4 separate regions of the Homo sapiens genome follow, and all the other regions are linked to region 1. A link is an interaction called in ENCODE POLR2A ChIA-PET data of the cell type or tissue named here. Cell type or tissue: GM12878. All regions are shown on one strand. Region 1 overlaps ASCC1 (activating signal cointegrator 1 complex subunit 1). Region 2 has its middle 24 kb from the start of DDIT4. Region 3 has its middle 25 kb from the start of DDIT4-AS1. Region 4 has its middle 25 kb from the start of ASCC1.

Evidence for each region. Peaks named below come from ENCODE experiments on the same cell type or tissue, not always from the same donor. Only the 100,000 strongest peaks of a DNase experiment are listed, where the experiment ranks them.
Region 2: POLR2A ChIA-PET joins it to region 1 with 6 read pairs; 4 of 35 experiments call an interaction of 5 or more read pairs at or near these places.
Region 3: POLR2A ChIA-PET joins it to region 1 with 6 read pairs; 8 of 35 experiments call an interaction of 5 or more read pairs at or near these places.
Region 4: POLR2A ChIA-PET joins it to region 1 with 7 read pairs; 8 of 35 experiments call an interaction of 5 or more read pairs at or near these places.

What each region holds. Positions count from the first base shown.
Region 1 is chr10:72,131,227-72,136,226 of GRCh38, reverse strand. ASCC1 (activating signal cointegrator 1 complex subunit 1) reads left to right here. Exons shown (of 10, transcript NM_001198800.3): 8 at 3,046-3,170. Among named protein-coding and RNA genes, the nearest start is that of SPOCK2, 45 kb to the right of the region's middle. In GM12878, a CTCF peak has its summit at 3,663 (motif pointing left); DNase peaks (open chromatin) are centred at 626, 2,526, 3,166, 3,936 and 1 weaker place; H3K4me3 peaks cover 839 bases; H3K27ac peaks cover 4,326 bases.
Region 2 is chr10:72,295,344-72,300,343 of GRCh38, reverse strand. No RefSeq gene overlaps it. Among named protein-coding and RNA genes, the nearest start is that of DDIT4, 24 kb to the right of the region's middle. RefSeq lists enhancers at 1,865-1,954, 1,567-2,223, 2,875-3,174, 4,179-4,473 and a silencer at 2,245-2,514. In GM12878, no CTCF peak of the experiment used is centred here; DNase peaks (open chromatin) are centred at 2,203, 2,903 and 4,200; H3K4me3 peaks cover 2,092 bases; H3K27ac peaks cover 4,084 bases.
Region 3 is chr10:72,246,571-72,251,570 of GRCh38, reverse strand. No RefSeq gene overlaps it. Among named protein-coding and RNA genes, the nearest start is that of DDIT4-AS1, 25 kb to the left of the region's middle. RefSeq lists enhancers at 2,400-2,499, 1,968-2,534, 2,535-3,103, 3,104-3,671. In GM12878, no CTCF peak of the experiment used is centred here; DNase peaks (open chromatin) are centred at 2,670 and 3,260; H3K4me3 peaks cover 2,000 bases; H3K27ac peaks cover 3,328 bases.
Region 4 is chr10:72,238,681-72,243,680 of GRCh38, reverse strand. No RefSeq gene overlaps it. Among named protein-coding and RNA genes, the nearest start is that of ASCC1, 25 kb to the right of the region's middle. In GM12878, no CTCF peak of the experiment used is centred here; no DNase peak of the experiment used is centred here.

The DNA of each region.
Region 1 (5,000 bases):
TCTCCAAGTCCCCCATTCAACCCAGGAAGTCCAGCTGGCTTAACCTCTCAGTGGCATTTACTTGTAGTCCCAACAACTTGGGAGGCTGAGGCAGGAGGATAGCTTGACCCCAGGAGTTCAAGGCTGCAGTTAGCTGTGATTGTGCTACTGCACTCTAGCCTGGGCAGCAGAGTGAGATCATGTCTCTTAAAAAAAGAAAAACAACAACAACAACAACAAAAAACAACCCTCGGTTTCCTATGGCTTACCAAGTAAGAGTCCAATGCTGCCTGACCCATGTGGCCTTCACAGCTTGGCTTCAGCCTGCCCTTCCCTTTCTACAGATTTTCTCCAGTCCTTGAATGTATTGTGTTCTTTGACATTCAATCTCTCAAATACTCAGGAGAAACATTGTTTTAGAGTCACCTTCACTTCTTTGATTCCCTTATACCAGAGAATCTCACTTCTCACCACTTACAGTGCCACTGTCCCAGCCATCTGGGTGATTGCCACAGCCTCCTAACTGCCTTCCTGCTTCTGTCCTGCCTCCACTGCTGTCTGTCCTCCACACAGCAGCCAGATCATGTCAGTCTTCTGCCTAACACCCTCCAAAAGCTCCCACCTCACTCTGTAACTACTGAAGTCGTTCCATGGGCCTGAGAGCTTCAGCTAACCTGGTCACACCTCTCCGACTTCATCACTTCTCTCTTCCTAGTTTCACTGCAGACACTGGCATCCTTTCTATTCCTCAGTCCTTCTGTGCATATGCCTGTCTCAGAAATGCGTATTTGCTGTTTCCTCTCTCCAGAATGCTTTTCCCTCAGGTCTCTGTCAAATGTCACTTTATTAGGGAGACCCTTCCTGATCACTCTACTTAACATAGTGCCCCCACCCCCATTCACACTCTACTCCCTCTCTGCCGTTTCATCTCCTTCAAGGCATGTGGCACCCAGAGGTGTGCGTGTGTGTTTGTTCATTCCTCCTACCTGAATGTGAGCTGCACAAGGGTGGGGCTTGTTTTGTTCACTGCTGTGTTCCTATCACCTGTGAACACACCATCCTTTGAGGTCTTGTTCTGTCCATTTCCCCTATTGCCTGGTTTCCTTTTCTTTCTCTGTTGGATAATTTCTTGTCAGTAAGCGTTTGCAACTTTTTCTCCTCATTGAAAACACACACAGCCCTCACTCAACTCTGTATCTTCAGATTCCCCAGGTATTCGTTTCTCTCCTTCCTTTCAAGTTTCTTGACAGAGTTATGTGCACTTCCTGCCTTCCCTCCTCTCTGGCTCCTCCGTCAGAAGATTTCTATCCCCAGTGTGCTAGCAAAACTGCTCTGATAGAGGACTCTAATTGTGAGAAACAAGGAGGCATATTTTTGCTTTTTTTCTTTTCTCGAGTGTTGTACTGTACGGTTATTCCTTTTTTCCCCCTTGTAATTCTCATTTCAGCCTCTCTGAAGTCTTCCTGTTCTTATTTCCTCATCCTTATCAGTTGTCTTTGCTGGTTCCCAGGTGGCTGGGACAGTGGCACTGGAAGTGGTGAGAAGTGAGATGCCCTGGTATAAGGGAGTCAAAGAAGTGAAGGTGATTCTAAAACAATGTTTGTCCTAAGTAATTGAGAGATTCAATATCAAAGAACATAATACATTCAAGGACTGGAGAAAATCTATAGAAAGGGAAGGGCAGCAATGAAACAGAAAGGCAGGCTGAAGCCAAGCTGTGAAGGCCACATGGGTCAGGAAGGATTGGACTCTTACTTGGAAGACCATAGGAAACCGAGGGTTGTTTTTTGTTATTGTTGTTTTTCTTTTTTTAAGAGACGTGATCTCACTCTGCTGCCCAGGCTAGAGTGCAGTGGCACAATCACAGCTCACTGCAGCCTTGAACTCCTGGGGTCAAGCTATCCTCCTGCTTCAGCCTCCCGAGTTGCTGGGACTACAAGTGCATGCCACCATGCCCAGCTAATTTAAAAAATTTTTCTTGTAGAGACGAGGTATTGCTATATTGCTCAAGTGGATCTTGAACTTCTGGCCTCAAGTGATCTTCCCTCTTTGGCCTCCCAAAGTGCTGGGATGACAGGTGTGAGCCACCATGCACGCGCCACTACCACCTGGCTAGTTTTTGTATTTTTAGTAGAGATGGGGTTTCACCATGTTGGCCAGGCTGGTCTCAAACTCCTGACCTCAAGTGATCAGCCTGCCTCAGCCTTCCAAAGTGCTGGGATCACAGACATGAGCCACTGCACCCGGCCCCTTCTAATTTTGGATTTGCCACTTAGTTTTGTGAAGTTGGTCAAGTTTTGTAACTTCTCTGTGCCTTGGCTTCTGTATTGGTAAATAGGGATAATAATTGGTTATGAGGATTAAATGATTTAACAGATAAAAAGTGCTTAGAACTGTGCCTGACACATCATAGTGATGTTGACTGTTGAAGTAGCCACCTAGCTGACTGACCTCTGTAGCTGTTCCTCTTCTAAAGCCCTTCCCACTCTGCTATTGAGTCAGCTTTCAAAAATGGACATCAGACCACATAATTCCCTTTTGAAAGTCTTTCTGTGGCTTCCCTAATCTGACCACTGCTTATAGACTTAGCTCATCTCCATTGTCCCTTTTCTGTCACTCTCTGTCATAACTGTATTGTAAATAATTGACAGTTTTTTGAATATGCTGTGATCTTGCATGCCTTGGCATCTTTGCACTTGCTGTTTCTTCTTCTACTTGAAGTGCCCCTCCTTCCCTGGTGTTATTTGCAAATCTTTAATGATCATTCCAGACTATGTCTAAACCTCCTGTGGAAACCTGGCCCTCTCCATGTAGAGTTGATCACTCCCTTCACGCTCACCATAATATATTGCCATCATTTATTTCTACTATCTGTTAAGCAGACAAACAAGACTGATCTTTAGCTCCATGATGGTGGGAGATGAGTCTCTTATTCTTCCTCCTGTGATGCAGGGCTTTGTATGGTGATTAGCACAGAGCACATGCTCCATAAACATTGTTGAATTGGTAATCGCATGTTCAGAAGTTTACTAAGATTTCTGCATTACTTTTCTCCAATTTCTCCAGGCTACAAGAATTAGTTGATCGAGTGCTGGAACGTTTTCAGGCATCTGGACTAATAGTGAAAGAGTGGAATAGTGTGAAACTGCATGCTACAGTTATGAATACACTATTCAGGAAAGACCCCAATGGTAAGTCCCCCAGAGAACTATAGCACAGTTTGTGATCAGCGGCCTTGTGGCATCTCTGAGGTTTAGGTAGAATGAGCTATCAAAGAATCTCTGATATAGCTTCTTTTTTAGACCTCTTAGCTTATTCTGATGAGCATAGTAGAGGTGGGCAAGAACATATATAGCATGGAACTGTGGCTTCCAGATCTTTTATTTCTGTCACACATAGGATTGCCATATTTAGCAAATACAAATACAGGATGCTCTGGTAAATTTTATATAAACAGTGAATAAATTTTTGGCATAAGTATGTCGCATGCAATACTTGGTGGCTTTTTTTTTTTTTAAAGAGAAAAAAGAAAGGAAGGTGAGCTAGTGAAAGTAAATGTTAAATCAGTGTTTCTCAACTGGGGGTTATTTTGCCCCCAGATGACATTTGGCATTGTCTGGAGACATTTTTGGTTATCATAGTTAGGGAGCTGGAGATGGGTTGCTGCTGGCACCTAGTGGGTGCTGTCTAACACTCTACAATGCATGGGACGGTCCCCCATGACAAAGAATTATTCTTCCCAAAATGTCGTAGCACAGAGGTTGAGAAACCTTGTGTTAAAATAATAGTTTTTTTCTTCATGGACTCTGAGCCTTTTTATAAAAATGCCTTGTTTTAATCCTTGATTTGGGATAGTTGTTTATTTCAAAAAGAAGTTTTCTTTTCTTCCTGTCCCTATCTCCAAAGTGAAAGCTTCTCTAGTACCTTCAGCATCGGATCAGGAGTCACACATTCAAGCCATATGCAGCTCTTCCTTCCAAGACTCGTGGTTCAAAATACACTAGCAGCACCAAGGTCACGTATTCCGGTTTCATTTCCTTTCTTGAGCCCTGACCTTGGTTTTAGAAAATCTAGGTGGGGGCCAGGTGCGGTGGCTCATGCCTGTAATCCTAGCACTTTGGAAGGCTGAGGCGGGTGGATCACTTGCATTTAGGAGTTCAAGACCAGCCTGGCCAACATGGTGAAACCCCGTCTCTACTAAAAATACAAAAATTAGCCGGGTGTGGTGGCACATGCCTGTAATCCCAGCTACTTGGGAGGTTGAGGCAAGACAATCGCTTGAACCTGGGAGGCGGAGGTTACAGTGTGCCGAGATCGCACTCCAGCCTGGCAACAGAGCAAGACTCCTTCTCAAAAAAAAAAAAAAAAAAAAAATCTATCTAGAGGAGAAGATAACTCCATCAGGACTTGAATCATTGACTATTTGTAGGTTTTTAGTTAGGACAATTTGTGTGTCCCTTTTAGTTAAGGCACGTCTTTTAATTTCTCTCAGATATGTACCAAAGATCCCAACTGGCAATCATTTGATAATTAACCCCGTTTAGTTACAGTCATGGTAGGACCAAGAAATTTGTAGCTATCTAGTTATTAGTTCTAAAATACTACTATTTTGTGATGCCATATTGAATTTTATTTAAGACTTATAAATAAATCTCTATTTTACTTTTGAGAACACTGAGATTAAGAGAGCTTCAAATAACTCAGTTAAAGCCTATATACTCTTGTTTGGGTAGGTAATAGAATCCAAAACTTTGAACTTGTTCCAGTTGAGTGTGTGTGTGTGTGTGTGTGTGTGTGTGTGTGTGTGTATTTTTATTTTATTTTTTTGAAATGGAGTCTTGCTCTGTCGCCCAGGCCGGAGTGTGCAGTGGCGCCATCTCAGCTCACTGCAACCTCCGCCCCCCAGGTTGAAGCAATTCTCCTGCCTCAGCCTCCTGAGTAGCTGGGATTACAGGCACCTGCCACCGCGCTCAGCTAATTTTCGTATTTTTAGTAGAGACAGGGTTTCACCATCTTGGCCA
Region 2 (5,000 bases), 160 kb before region 1:
GTGTTAACTTCCTTTTTTTTTTTTTTTTTTTTTTTGGAGACAGAGTCTCGCTCTGTCGCCCAGGCTGGAGTACAATGGTACGATCTCAACTCACTGCAACCTCTGCCTCCTGGGTTCAAGTGATTCTCTTGCCTCAGCCTCCCAAGTAGCTGGGATTACAGGCGCCCACCACCACGCTGGACTAAGTTTCATATTTTTAGTAGAGATGGGGTTTCACCACGTTGGCCAGGCTGGTCTCAAATTCCTGATCTCAAGTGATCCGCCTGCCTCAGCCTCCACAAGTGCGGGGATTACAGGCGCACACCACCACGGGCCCAGCTAATTTTTTTTTTTGTATTTTTAGTAGAGGCAGGGTTTCGCCACGTTGGCCACGCCGGTCTCGAACTGCTGACCTCGGGTGATCCACCCACCTCAGCCTCCCAAAGTGCTGGGATTACAGATGTAAGCCACTGTGCCCGGCCTTTTTTTTTTTTTTTTTTTTCAAGACAGAGTCTCACTCCATCAGCCAGGCTGGAGTGCAGTGGCGTGATCTTGGCCCACTGCAACTTCTGCCTAACAGTTGAAGCGATTCTCGTGCCTTGGCCTCCCGAGTAGCTGGGACTACAGGCGTGTGCCACAACACCCGGCTAATTTTTGGATTTTTAGTAGAGATGGGGTTTTACCATATTGGCCAGGCTGGTCTTGAACTCCTGACCTCAAGAGATCCGCCCTCCTCAGCCTCCCAAAGTGCTGGGATTACAGGCGTGAGCCACTGTGAGCCGGACAGTGTTAACTTCTAATCCAATACTTCTCAAAGTGGGGTCCTGAGAAAGGTTCTTGGGGTTCTGTGAATCTGCCAGTTAGAGAAAAGTGTATGTGGGTGCCTGCTGATTCAGAAGGGGGCTGAAAGCACCCAACTGTGGAGCACACAGCCCTGTCTTTGGTATTCACTTTGCAGCCTGGGCCTTGCCTAAAGTTGTAGTCCACACTCCTAGACTTGTTCTTCGGAGCCACTCTCAGGGATGCCTCTAGGCTTTGCAGACAGGTGGCCTCTAGGCCTTTGCTCCCTCTGCCTGGGATGGCGACCGTCCCCTTGCTTGGCTGCCTAGCAAGCACTCTGCATCTTGTGTTGGGGTTGCCTCCGCTGTGAGGCCTTCCCTGACTTCCCTGGGCCGACTCAGGCACCCCTTCTCCTGTGCTCCCCTGTGCTTTGTCCACGTCACCCCTGCAGCATTTCTCACATCATGTGGTCCCTGTAGGGTCTGTCTCCCCATTAGACTGTGGGCTTCTGGAGGCCACGAGCGTGGGGCAACACTGGACTCCCTCCCAGAGTGACTGAGGAGGGAGTTAGACACATCCCCACCCAGGGCCATCAGAGGCCAGGGCAGGGTTCTGACCCCAGCTCACCTGCCTCGTTAAACATGGGGCTCAGTTGCCCCTGACATCCCTGCACCATCAGCAAGGGTGGGCAACGTCAGAACTGCGGGCTGGGGCTTCCCTGGAAGGGCCCCGCTTGGGCCCAATGCCAGGCCCCACGGCCCAAGGGTGAGCTACTTTAGCAGGCAGGCATCAGTTTTCTCATTTATGAAATGGGGACAATGAACCTGGTCACCTTCCTCTTCCTGGGAAGAATACGAGGTTAATGAATGCTGAAGACCGGACATGACTGTACCTAAGGTGGAGTGCAGGCTGCCTGAGGCAGGGGAATGACCCTGGTGATCCTTAGCTCTCTCTTCCTGCGGGACACTGAAGGACAGTGTGAGACCCACAATTCAGCGCACCTGCTCACCTTGGTTCCCCATCCTGCCCTGGGTGGGTCTTGGCTTGGAAACCCTAATCCGCTTACTAAGCACCGACCCCACTCCGTGCCCTGCCCGTGCCATGTCCACTCCACTGCACTGAACTGGGTTTCTTTGTCCGTTTCAGCAGACCCTCCTCATCGTGTCCCTCTTCCAGGCAGCCTTCTCTTATAAATTTTGGGCATGCTGGGACTTGTCTACACTGTTGGCAATTGTCAAGGCTTTAGGTCCGAGTTGTTCCTCAACTTCTGACCCCCACCTCATGCTAACAGGACTGGGGCCACAGCGCGTGACTGCAATGTGGCCAGTCCTGGGAGAGCCGGCCTCGCCCCGCGGGGAAGCGGGCGGCCCCTCCGTTGCCATGGCAGCCGAGAGCACCCCCACGAGGCTCCTCATTGGCCACCAAGTCGAGGTCCCGCCTCCGCCATCAGAAGGGACCAACCAAGGCAGACCGGGTGCGACCCAGTTGAGGGATTAGCGGGTGACGCATCTCTCCCAGTCCCTCATGGAGACCCGCGCGCCCGCGATCCTACGGGCGCAGCCGTGGCCCTGGGTCGGGGTCACGCTCGCTGGGCGCGCCTCGGGCGGGGCTGGGGAGGTGCGGAGCTGGGGGGCGCCGCGGGAGGAGGCCACTCAGGCCGCTGGGGAGGGCCGGGCTGCGGCTGGGAGGTTTCCGAGGACGGTCAGGCGGAGGCGGAGGCCGTGCAGGAGGCGGAGGAGGAAAACTATTAAGGAAGGGGGTGGAAGGGCCCCGCTGGCTGAAGACCGCTGAGCTCAGGCGGTGGTAGGACCCTGGGCACGGAGTTGCATGGAACCCTGTTCGAATCCTGCTCTGCACCCGCTTGCGCTGTGGCCTCGCGCACGCGAGCCTTCCTGCCCGGGGGAGCGGGAAGGAGGGAGGGGAGCGGCGAACATCTACTTTGTGCCGATCCTTTTGCTGAAAACCCTAGTTTTCTCTCCAGGATTCCCTCAAAACGACCCTGAAATAGGTGGATGCTATCCTTAGCCCCATTTTACAGATGAGGAAACAGGTTCAAAGGAGGCTACGTGAGAAAAGCCTCGAGTGAGCTCAGTTCCCAGATGTGAGAATGATGTGGCCGGGTTGGTGGTTATCTGCGGGGGGAAGTAGGAGGTGCCCTGCCCACCCCCACGCTCAGGCATCCTGGCCGGCCCGGAAGGAAGAGTTCGTGCCAAGCCGTGAGACTCGGTGGTTTCCTGCAGCAAATCTGCGTCAGGCTCTCTCTGGGGGGTTAACCGCCGCAAACTGGTAACAGCGTCAGAAAGGGGAAACCGAGCTTTATCTGCGGAGGTCCCTGGGCCAGGGACAGCAGATTAAAGAACATGGAGGCAGGGCGCGGTGGCTCACGTCTTAAACCCAGCACTTTGGGAGGCCGAGGCCGGAGGATCGCTTGAGACCAGGAGTTTGAGACCAGCCTGGGCAAGATAGGGAGACCTCTTCTCTAAAAATAAAAAATAAAGAAGATGGAGCCCGCCCCTCGGGAAGGAGGGAAGGGAGAAAGTGTTTCTAACTCCTTATTGTCCTTTCTCTTCTTTTCTTTTCTTTTTTTGAGATGGAGTTTCGCTCTTGTTTCCCAGGCTGGAGTGCAATGGCGCGATCTCGGCTTACCGCAACCTCCGCCTCCCGGGTTCAAGCAATTCTCCTGCCTCAGCCTCCTGAGTAGCTGGGATTACAGGCATGCGCCACCACACCCGGCTAATTTTGTATTTTTAGTAGAGATGGGGTTTCTCCATGTTGGTCAGGCTGGTCTCAAACTACTGACCTCGTGATCCGCCCGCCTCAGCCTCCCAAAGTCCTGGGATTATAGGCGTGAGCCACCGTGCCTGGATCCTTGTTATTTCAAAACAGGCTGAGGTTCCCTCTGGAAGCCCCATTTAAGAACAGACCCATGGCCGGGCGCGGTGGCTCACGCCTGTAATCCCAGCACTTTAGGAGGCCGAGGCGGGCAGATCACCTGAGGTCCGGAGTTTGAGACCAGCCTGACCAACATGGAAAAAACCCCGTCTCTACTAAAAATACAAAAGTAGCCGGTCATGGTGGCGCATGCCTATAATCCCAGCTACTCAGGAGGCTGAGGCAGAAGAATCGCTTGAACCCAGGAGAAGGCAGAGGTTGCGGTGAGCCGAGATCGCACCATTGCACTCCAGCCTGGGCAACAAGAGCGAAACTCCATCTCAAAAAAAAAAAAAGAAAAAAAAGAAAAGAAAATTCACCATATGAATGTCAGACTCTTAATGATGCAAATGCCAGAAAACCTGACTCAAACTGATTTATGCTAAAAAGGGAATCTACTGGCTCAGGAAACTGAGAACCCCAGGCATGACTCGATCTGGCGACACCACGACGTCATGAAGACTCATTTCCCAGAGTCTTTGTACTTGTTTGTACTTTGCCTTTGCTGTCTTGGGAAGTGTTTGGGCTCCATGAGCACCTGCTGCAGCTGCAGGGGCACATCATCCCAAGTTCCAGTTGAGTAGAAAGAGGCTCTGTCCTTGGGAATTGTGACACATGTCCCGGGTTTCACTGTAACTGGACAGTTGGGGTCATGTGACCACACAGATACCAGGGGCAAGGCAGGAATAACCCTGTGTTGATTGGCAAATCTGTTCACAGGCCCCACACCTGCAGCCTCACCTGCTCCAATGGGCTGAAAAGGAAGGAGGGAAGAGGGTTTCTCCAAAGGAGGAACTGAAGAGATATTGAATGGGTGCCCATTGGTAACACCCCAATGCCAGGGCTTCAGAACCCACCTCCTGACCCCCTCTGCACCTTGTACTACAGGTGCCAGTCAGGGGGAAACGGATTGGAAAGTGAGGGTCTTGCCCTGGGAGAGTGCCCACCCCTTCCTCGCTGGTCCCATGTCAGTCGTCCCAAGTCAGTCCTCATCACATCCAGTGCCCATCCCCCTCCCCACCCCCTCACCCTGGCTCCTGTTGCTCCCTGGAGGGTCCTTGAAGCCCTTCTGGTTGCTGTAGCCCGGGCGACTGCCTGCCATGCCTCCGAAGGCCCTCCATGTTTAGCTGGAGTGATGCAGTATTGGGGGATCCAGTTGCCTCTCGTTTCTCCAGCAGAGGGGAGCTTCCTCAGGGACTGGCACTATGTTCTCCCTTCCTCTGTGTGTGGTCCCTCTCTGGGACCAGGCAGGATTTGTGCAGTGGGCAGCAGGCGTGATTTTGAGGGACCCTAGGAAGGACCTTACCTAC
Region 3 (5,000 bases), 120 kb before region 1:
ATTGCAAAGATGGGCTGGGAGCAGTGGCTCATGCCTGTAATCCCAGCACCTTGGGAGGCCAAGGCAGGCAGATCACCTGAGGTCAGGAGTTTGAGACCAGCCTGGCCAACATGGCAAAACCCCATCTCCACTAAAAATACAAAAAAAATTAGCAGGGCGTGATGGCATGCACCTGTAATCCCAGCTACTCGGGAAGCTGAGGCAGGAGAATTGCTTGAACCCGGAAGGCAGAGGTTGTGGTGAGCCAAGATCGCACCACTGCACTCCAGCCTGGGCGACAGAGTGACTCCATCAAAAAAAAAAAAAATTTTTTTTCAAAGATGGCCAGGCACAGTGGCTCACGCATGTAATCCTAGCACTTTGGGAGGCCGAGGTGGGAGGATCACTTGAGCTTAGGAGTTTGAGACCAGCCTGGGCAACATAGTGAGATCTTGTCTTTATTATTAAAAAAAAAAAAAAAACAAAACAAAGAAAGAAACAAACAAAAAAACCCAAAGAATTGCAAAGATCTAACTGGAGAGCCTCCATCCCCCTCCTAAGTCCCCTCTCCTCTGCTGGCCCACTGATCCTTGGCTATGGGACCCAGCATATGCCTCTGAGTTCCAGGACCTTACACAGCACAGAAGAATCCAGAGGCTGATGTGGCTGCTGCATAGAGGCTTATGGCAGCAGATCAGCAGTTGAGGGAGTTCATGCAGAGGGCAGACTCTCCTGGCTCTGAGCAGGCCAGGGCGGGACTCAGGCTCAGGCTCCTCTGGACAGCTCTGGGCCCACCTGCCTGAGCTTTTATCTATTTCAGAGAATCATTAAGAAAGTACCAACCAGGTGTGGTGGCTCACACCTTGTAATCCCAGCACTTTGGGAGGCTGAGGTGGGAGGAAGGCTTGAGTCCAGGAGTTCAATACCAGCCTGGGCAACACAGTGAGATCTGTCTCTACAACAATAACAACAACAAAATAAGAGAATTGGCTGCGCATGGTGGCTTATGCCTGTAATCCTAACACTTTGGGAGGCTAAGGCGGGCAGATCACAAGGTGAGGAGTTCGAGACCAGCCTGGCCAATATGGTGAAACCCCCGTCTCTACTAAAAATACAAAAATTAGCCAGGCGTGGTGACGCATGCCTGTAGTCTCACCTACTCGGGAGGCTGAGGCAGAAGAACTGCTTGAGCCCGGGAGGTGGAGGTTGCAGTGAGCCGAGATTGCACCACTGCACTCCAGCCTGGGCGACAGAAAGAGACTCCGTCTCAAAAAAAAAAAAAAAAAAAAAATTAGCGGGGCTTGGTGGTGCAAACCTGTAGTCCCAGCTACTCAGGAGGATGAGGCAGGAGGATCAATTGATCCAGGGAGGTTGAAGCTGCAATGAGCCAAGATCACGCCACTGCACACTCCAGCCTGGGCGACAGAATGAGACCCTGTCTCAAGCAAACAAAAAATAAAAAAGAGAAAGCATCTATTCTCAAAATCACCTGGAGAGAAACTTTGAGAGAAAATGCTCACATTCATTGCAAGAGTTTGAAATAATGCCTCAAAATCAGTTATCCCGAAGTGACATGAGACCTGCATCCAAGAACCTTTAATAAATAGTGGCAGCCAGGCATGGTGGCTCACGCCTGTCATCTCAGCACTTTGGGAGGCTGAGGCAGGTGGATCACCTGAGGTCAGGTGTTCAAGATCAGCCTGGCCAACATGGTGAAACCCTGTCTCTACTAAAAATACAAAAATTAGCCCGGTGTGGTGGTGGGTGCCTATAATCCCAGCTACTCGGGAGGCTAAAGCAGGAGAACTGCTTAAACCCGGGAGGCAGAGGTTGCGGTGAGCCGAGATCATGCCACTGCACTCCAGCCTGGGCAACAAGAGCAAAACTCCATTTCAAAAATAAATAAATAAATAAATAAATAAATAAATAAATAAATAAATAAATAAATAAATACTGGCATAGGCCAGGCACATAGTGGCTTATGTCTTAATCCCAACATTTTGGGTAGCCGAGGCGGGAGGGTTGCTTGAGCCCAGGAGTTCGAGACCAGCCTGGGCAACATAATGAGACCCTGTCTCTACAAAAAATACAAAAATGAGCCAGGGGTGGTGGTGCGTGCCTGTAGTCCCAGCTGCTCAGGAGGCTGAGGTTCACTTGAGGCCCGGAGTTGGAAGCTGCAGTGAGCTATGAACGCACCACTGCATTCCAACCTGGGTGGAAGTGAAACCCCCCTTTCTAAAATAAATAAATAAAAATAAATACTGATGTTGGTTGTTCCTCTCAGTTTCCCTGAACCTCAGTTTTGTCATCTGAAGGATGTTTTGTTATGAGGGATATGAAACGCGACTGTGTGATGGCACCCGGCACGCTGAAGATGCTTTGGAAATGCGGGATGGGTCAGAATCTTAAGTGCTCGGAGTCTGGTGGCCGGGGGCCTCACCCAGCAGGAGGACACAATGGAGACAGCCTCCCTGGGTCATACAGTGGGCTGCACGCAGGTGCAGGCAGGGGAGCCAGGCCTGAGGCTAGGTAAGAGGCAGCACTAGGACCCAGGGGCCACGTATGCAGCAGGCTCCGCCGGATAAGTTCTCAGCCAGAACACAATGTTCTCAGTGTACCCACAGGAAACCCTGAAGAAGAGAACTGCACATGGCCTCTGCTGGGTGTGTTCTGGTCACAGCCTTTTATTCTTTTTCCTAACCTCAGTCCCCACTTTCACATCCTGTAACCTGCATTGCTGCCCCACCCCACCCTGCTGGGCTGGTCCCAGGTCCCAGGAGAGCAACCAATGCAGGAAGTCCAAGGCCTGGCCAGGTTTTACCATTTTCAAATAAGACCCGTTTGCCTCTAACCCTGGTTTCCTGAATCGCAACCCTTTGTGATGGAAACTTGCTTTTTACAGTGCAGAAGGCAGACACTGGGGACAAAGTTGTATTTCTGCCATGGCAAGGATCTTGGCCCACAGGCAAAGGAAACAGCTGATGCCTCATACCACCACCTCCCTTCCTCTCTGAAGGCCGGGTCCCACCTGGGACAGGGGAGGGCCTCCGTCGCTGCTGCCTGAATCAGAGGGAACTTGGAGCTGCCTGGGGGATCAGCGCCAAGTTTGGAGCAGAACATCCTATGATGTGGTTCCTAGTTTTTATTTCCACGAATGCTATAATATGTTGTCCCACCGAGCTATTTTTATTGAATGGAAAAAAAAAAAAAAGCAAACCTCTGCAAAACCAGCAGTCCTCTGTTAGACGGAAGGACAAGGTGAACTTTTCACTTCCTTCCCTGCAGCCTATCAACTCAGTCCGTGGTTTGGTGTCACCCACACTCTGTGCTATATTCAATCTCAATTTTTGCCTCCTTGTTTTTGAAGCTGCAGGAGCAAGGCTCTAAACCTATGTTTCTCCTGCTAGTTGCATGAGGCTTTTAGAAGTGCCTTTTTGGTGAATTCTCACAACAGCAAAATAGAGATCTATCAGCTGCTTGCCAGCTGCAGGCAAAGGTGGGTCTGAAGAGAGTGAACAAGGAGGGGAACCTTGAGAAACCCAGCACAATCCCAGCCAACTTCTGGCAAACTGCACTGTTGGGAGCTCCGCACAGGCTGCATTCCTGCCACGTTAATGAGAGGCCTGGCCATTGAAAATAAGACCCAAGCCGGAGGGGGTGGCTCATGCCTGTAATCCCAGCACTTTGGGAGGCTGAGGCAGACGGAGGACCTGATGTCGGGAGTTTGAGACCAGCCTGACCAACATAGAGAAACCCCATCTCTACTAAAAAAATGCAAAAATTAGCTGGGCATGGTGGTGCATGCCCGTAATCCCAGCTACTCGGGAGGCTGAGGCAGGAAAATCGCTTGAACCCGGGAGGCGGAGGTTGCAGTGAGCCGAGATCACACCACTGCCCTCCAGCCTGGGCAAGAAGAGTGAAACTCCGTCTCAAAGAAAATAAGACCCAGTGCCTCTATGAAGCTCCATGAATAAGGCTCCTTCTACCCTGGCATTGCAGAGTCCCTTTCCAGATGTTGGTTGGTAAAAGGGTTTTCATGTGTCCTAGGCCTGTAGATTCAACTGGGTGCTTCCTAGACTGGCCCAAGCTCAGGGATTCCCTTCTTGGAGAAGAGGTTTCCAAAAGCAGGCAATACTGCTACTCCTGGGGAAGTCTGCTGAAGGCTGGGGGCCCCAAAAGACCTGTGTTCCGATCTTGGTTTTGTCAACTTGATGGAGCCTGTGCAAATCACTTTCCCACTCAAATATTTTCATAACTTTGTCAATAAAAATAACAGCTGGAGGCTGAGCACGGTGGCTCACACCTGTAATCTCAGCATTTTGGTAGACTGAGGAGGGGGGATTACTTGAGGTCAGGAGTTCGAGACCAGTCTGGCCAACATGGTGAAACCCCATCTCTACTAACAACACAAAAATTAGCCAGGTGTGGTGACACATACCTGTAATCCCAGCTACTTGGGAGGCTGAGGCAGGAGAATTACTTGAACTTGGGAGGCAGAGGTTGCAGTGGGCTGAGGTAACGCCCCTGGACTCCAGCCTGGGCGACAGAGCGAGACTCCATCTCAAAAAATAAATAGCTGGGCGCAGTGGCTCACGCCTGTAATCCCAGCACTTTGGGAGGCCGAGGCGAGTGGATCACCTGAGGTTGGGAGTTGGAGCCCAGCCTGACCAACATGGTGAAACCCTGTCTCTACTAAAAATACAAAATTAGCTGGGCATGTTGGTGCATGCCTGTAATCCTAGCTACTCAGGAGGCTGAGGCAGGAGAATCACTTGAACCCAGGAGGTGGAGGTTGCGGTGAGCCAAGATTGCACCATTGCACTCAGCCTGGGCAACAAGAGCGAGACTCCATCTCAAAAAATAAATAAATAAATAAATAAAAATAAATAAATAAAATAAAGAGAGGGCTGGGTTAGAGATTGTTGTTGCACGTTGAATTGTGTTGTCCCCACTCCAATTTGTATTTTGAAGTCCTAACCCCAGTATCTCAGAATGTGACCTTATTTGGAGATGGGTCTTGA
Region 4 (5,000 bases), 110 kb before region 1:
TTTACTCCTCTGCCTCTTCTATGGGTCCAAGAGGCTTCCAGATCTGACTACATAACTGTCATGTGCAACCCCCCTTTCCCTTAGACCTACTAGACCCCAGGAATGAAGCCAGGATTCTGCATTTTTTATTTTTTTCAGCTTAATTCTGAAGAATGCCAGGTTTGGAAACTATTGCCCTTTTTTTTTTGAGACGGAGTCTCGCTCTTTCGCCCAGGCTGGAGTGCAACAGTGCGATCTCGGCTCATTACAACCTCCGCGTCCCGGGTTCAAGCAATTCTTCTGCCTCAGCCTCCCAAGTAGCTGGGACGACAAGCGTGCGTCACCATGCCCGGCTAATTTTTGTATTTTTAGTAGAGACGGGGTTTCACCATGTTGGCCAGGCTCATCTTGAACTCCTGACCTCGGGTGATCCATCCACCTCGGCCTCCCAAAGTGCTGGGATTACAGGCGTGAGCCACCGTGCCCGGCCTGCCATACCTTTTTATTTCTCTTTCCCTACACATTGCCTGTGTCATAGTAGACCCTCAATAAGTGGTTGACCCTGTTAGTTTCTCTCTGGGGGCCTCTTTTTGTTTTCACTTCCCTCCCTCTCCAGCCTGGTCCAACAATTTGCTTAGCCCCTTACCCCTACCATGCAAGACTTCAACCACCAACTGCTCATTTTTTCCATTCCTCCTGCCAGGCTGCTGGGAGCTGCTGGTGGACTTCCCCAAAGAGTGGTGCTACTGTAAATGCAAGGCCTCTCACTGCAACAGGCCCCTGAATAGGTTTGGCAAGCCTTCTGACCCTGGGACACAGGCAGTAGGCCAACTTGCCTCTCCTTTACTGAGAAAAGAGAGGCCACTGGATGGGAATGCCCCCTCTTCCTGCTGCCCCTCCTACACATTTACCCACAGCAGCACATCCTGTTCTCCCGCCTCACGCCAGCCAGGCTCTGGCTCTCACCTCCTCCCACTTCCTCAGGGATCCGTCCGTCAATTATCCCCTTTTTCTTTTCTTTCTTTCTTTTTTTTTTTTTGAGACGGAGTTTCACTCTTGTTGCCCAGGCTGGAGTGCAATGGCGCGATCTCAGCTCACCGCAACCTCCGCCTCCCAGGTTCAAGCGATTCTCCTGTCTCAGCCCCCCGAGTATCTGGGATTACAGGCACCTGCCACCATGCCTGGCTAATTTTTGTACTTTTAGTAGAGATGGGGTTTCGCCATGTTGGCCAGGCTGGTCTCGAACTCCTGACCTCAGGTGATCCACCTGCCTCGGCCTCCCAAAGTGCTTGGATTACAGGTGTAAGCCACCGTGCCTGGCCAATTATCCCCTTTTTCTTTGACCTCTCCCATTGTAAAAGAAAAAAACGAGCTCTTTGCTATGCATTCTCCTTTAACTGTCCCCCTCTCAGTCCCTCAGTTTTTGCTTCCCCTTCCCGTTGAACTTCTGGAAAGTGTTGCCTGGATTTAGCCCCACTTTCCCCTCCTCCCCTCACTCTTCCCCCACAGCATTCTGGCTCTGTCTCTGCTACCCAGAGATGGCTGCTCTTAAGACAAGGTCACCAGCCAGGCACGGTGACCTTGTAATCCCAGCACTTTGGGAGGCCAGGGCGGGAGGATTGCTTGAGCTCAGGAGTCTGAGACCAGCCTGGGCAACATGGCAAAACCGTGTCTCTACCAAAAACACAAAATTAGCCAGGTGTGGTGGCATGCATCTGTAGTCTCAGCTAATCAGGAGACTGAGATGGGAGGATTGCTTGAGCCTGGGAGGGCGAGGTTACAGTGAGCTGTGATCTCATGCCACTGCACTCCAACCTGGGTGGCAGAGTGAGATGTTGTCTCCAAAAAAAAAAAAAAAAAAAAGTCACCAACAGTCTCCATGGTAAGATCCCAACAGCAGGCAGGGAGTGGTGGCTCACATCTATAATCCTAGCACTTTGGGAAGCCAAGACGGGTGGATCACCCGAGGTAAGGAGTTAGAGACTAGCCTGGCCAACATGGCGAAACTCCGTCTCTACTAAAAACACAAAAATTAGCTGGGCATGGTGGCGGGCGCCTGTAGTCTCAGCTACTCAGGAGGCTGAAGCAGGAGAATTGCTTGAACCCAGGAGGCGGAGGTTGCAGTAAGCCTTCTCCATCCCTTGTCTCAATTGCTTGGCTGCACCATATACTGCTGTTTGCAGCCTTCTTCTCAAAATGTGCTTTCCCCTTGGTTTCTGTGACGCCGTATTCCTTGTTCCATGTCTCTCTGGGGACTTCCTGCCAGTTGCTTTCCTGGATCTTCCTACTTTGCCTGTCCCTTATATGTCTGCATGCCCTGAGGATCCCTCCCTGGTGTGATTCTCTCCTCACTCCATGGGCTGTCTCCCTGGACAATCTATCCACTCTCCACCTTTGTCTTAATAAACACCTCCAGGCTGCTGAGTCTCAAATCTAACTCCAGCCCAGCTCACTCTCCAGACTATAGACCGGTGGAGTCACTTGCCTTTTGAACAACTCTGTAGCCTGCTTCCCTCTCTGTACCCCATCTCAGTGAATGGTACCACTAGTCCCTCAGCTCCTGACACAAGAAAACTTGGGTGTCCTCTCTGAGTTATCCAAGTTCCACCAGTCACTGAATCCTGTATATGACTTTTTTTTTTTTTTTTTTTTGAGTCTCGCTCTGGCCCAGGCTGGAGTGCAATGGCGCAATCTCGGCTCACTGCAACCTCTGACTCCCGGGTTCAAGCGATTTTCCTGCCTCAGCCTCCTGAATAGCTGGGAGTATAGGTGCCCACCACCATGCCCGGCTAATTTTTCTCTTTTTTGTAGATATGGGGTTTCACCATGTTGGCCAGGCTGGTCTCGAACTTCCTGGTCTCATGTGATTTGCCCCCCTTCATCTCCCAAAGTGCTGGGATTACAGGCATGAGCCATCATGCCAGCCTTTTTTTTTTTTTGAGACAGGGTCTCGCTCTGTCACCCGGGCAATAGCACGATCATAACTTACCGCAGCCTTGAGCTCCTGGGCTCAAGCACTCCTCCTGCCTTGGTCTCTGGAGTAGCTAGAACTACAGGTGTGTGCCAACATGCATGGCTAATCTGTAATTTTTTTTTAGAGGTGGGGGTCTTGCTATGTTGGCCAGGCTGGTCTTAACTCCTGGCCTCAAGCGATCCTCCCACTTGGGCCTCCCAAAGTGTGGGATTACAGGTGTGAGCCACTACCCGCTGCCACTTCTCAAATCAAGTCCATCCTCTGTCTCCACATCTTTTTTTTTTTTTTTTTTTTGAGACAGTCTCACTCTGTCGCCCAGGCTGGAGTGCAATGGCATGATCTTGGCTCACTGCAACCTCTGCCTCCTGGGTTCAAGTGATTCTCCTGCCTCAGCCTCCTGGGTAGCTGGGATTACAGGCACCCACCATCATGCCCGGCTAATTTTTGTATTTTTGTAGAGATGGAGTTTCAACATGTTGGCCAGGCTGGTCTCAAATTCCTGACCTCAGGTGATCCGCCCACCTCGGCCTCCCAAAGTACTGGGATTACAGGCATGAGCCACTGCGCCCAGTCATATCCACACCTTTAATTTGGCCTATAGTCATCTCTTACCTGGACGACCTCAAAGGCTTCCTAAGGAATCTGGCTCTCGCCACCACCAATTCTCCACTATTCCCTCCAAGTAAATTATCTGAAGTATAACCAGATCTTGTCATGCTCCTGCCTCAAGCTCATCAGTGGTTCCCCACTGTCCTCTGGTTGAAGTTCAGATTCCTTAGCAAAGCCCACGAGTCCTACCCTCTGCCTTATTCTTGCCCTTATCACCTATGAATCAATCATAACGAACCACCCGCAGCCCCACAAAAGCAAGATGCCCTTTCCCACCCTTGGGCCTCTGCAAATTGTATTCCCTCCACCTATAAAGTTCTTCCTTCCCACCCCACTTACTTTTTCTTCAGGTCTCAGCCTAAACCTCATCCTTCATTAAAGCCTTCTCTGATGCCTGGCCCAGCTGGATTAGTTGTCTCTGCTATGGGATTGTCCAGCACCTCATGCTTTCCCCATCAGAGCAATTATTACACTTAAAATGACCTTTCTGTTCCTCTTAATATTTATTTATAAACTTCTTGAGGTTGATGACTGGGTCTTGTTTTACAGCATATCCTTAGCATCTAGCAGACACTAGACACACAGTGCTAGCGTCTGCTGAAAGAATGACAGACATTTGGAAAGGAACATCCTCTCTATTGCTGTAACAAATTGTATGTTGTTTCATTACCTGCTCTAAACAGGTTTTTTTTGGTTTTCTTTTGTTTTTTTTTTGAGACGGAGTCTCACTGTCACCCAGGTTGGAATGCAGTGGTGCGGTCTTGGCTCACTGCAACCTCCACCTCCCAGGTTCTAGAGATTCTCCTGCCTCAGCCTCCTGGGTGGTTGGGATTACAGGCGTGTGCCACTGCACCCAGCTATTTTTTTTTTTTTTTTTTCTGAGACAGTGTCTTACTCTGTTGCGCAGGCTGGAGTGCAGTGGCATGATCTTGGCTCACTGCAACCTCTGTTTCCTGGGTTCTAGAGATTCTCCCACCTCAGCCTCCCGAGTAGTTGGGATTACAGGCGTGCACCACCACACCAGCTAATTTTTGTACTTTTACTAGAAATAGGGTTTTGCCATGTTGGCCAGGCTGGTCTCCTGACCTCAGGTGATCTGCCCACCTCGGCCTCCCAAAGTCCTGGGGTTATGGGCGTGAGCCACCGCACCTGGCCCCACCTAATTTTTGTATTTTTATTAGGGATGGGGTTTCACTATGTTGGCTAGGCTGGCCTGGAACTCCTGACCTCAGGTGATCTGCCCGCCTTGGCCTCCCAAAATGCTGGGATTACAGGTGTGAGCCACTGTGCCTGGCCTCTAAACAGCTTATATTATAAAAAGAAACAGGCTGATTTGGGAAAACAACTCCTCCTTGGGAAACTTGACAGACACGAGAAATTAGAGTAACTGTGAGGTGAGATTAGCTCGTGGTTGCTGACATGTGAACCTACCACCAGG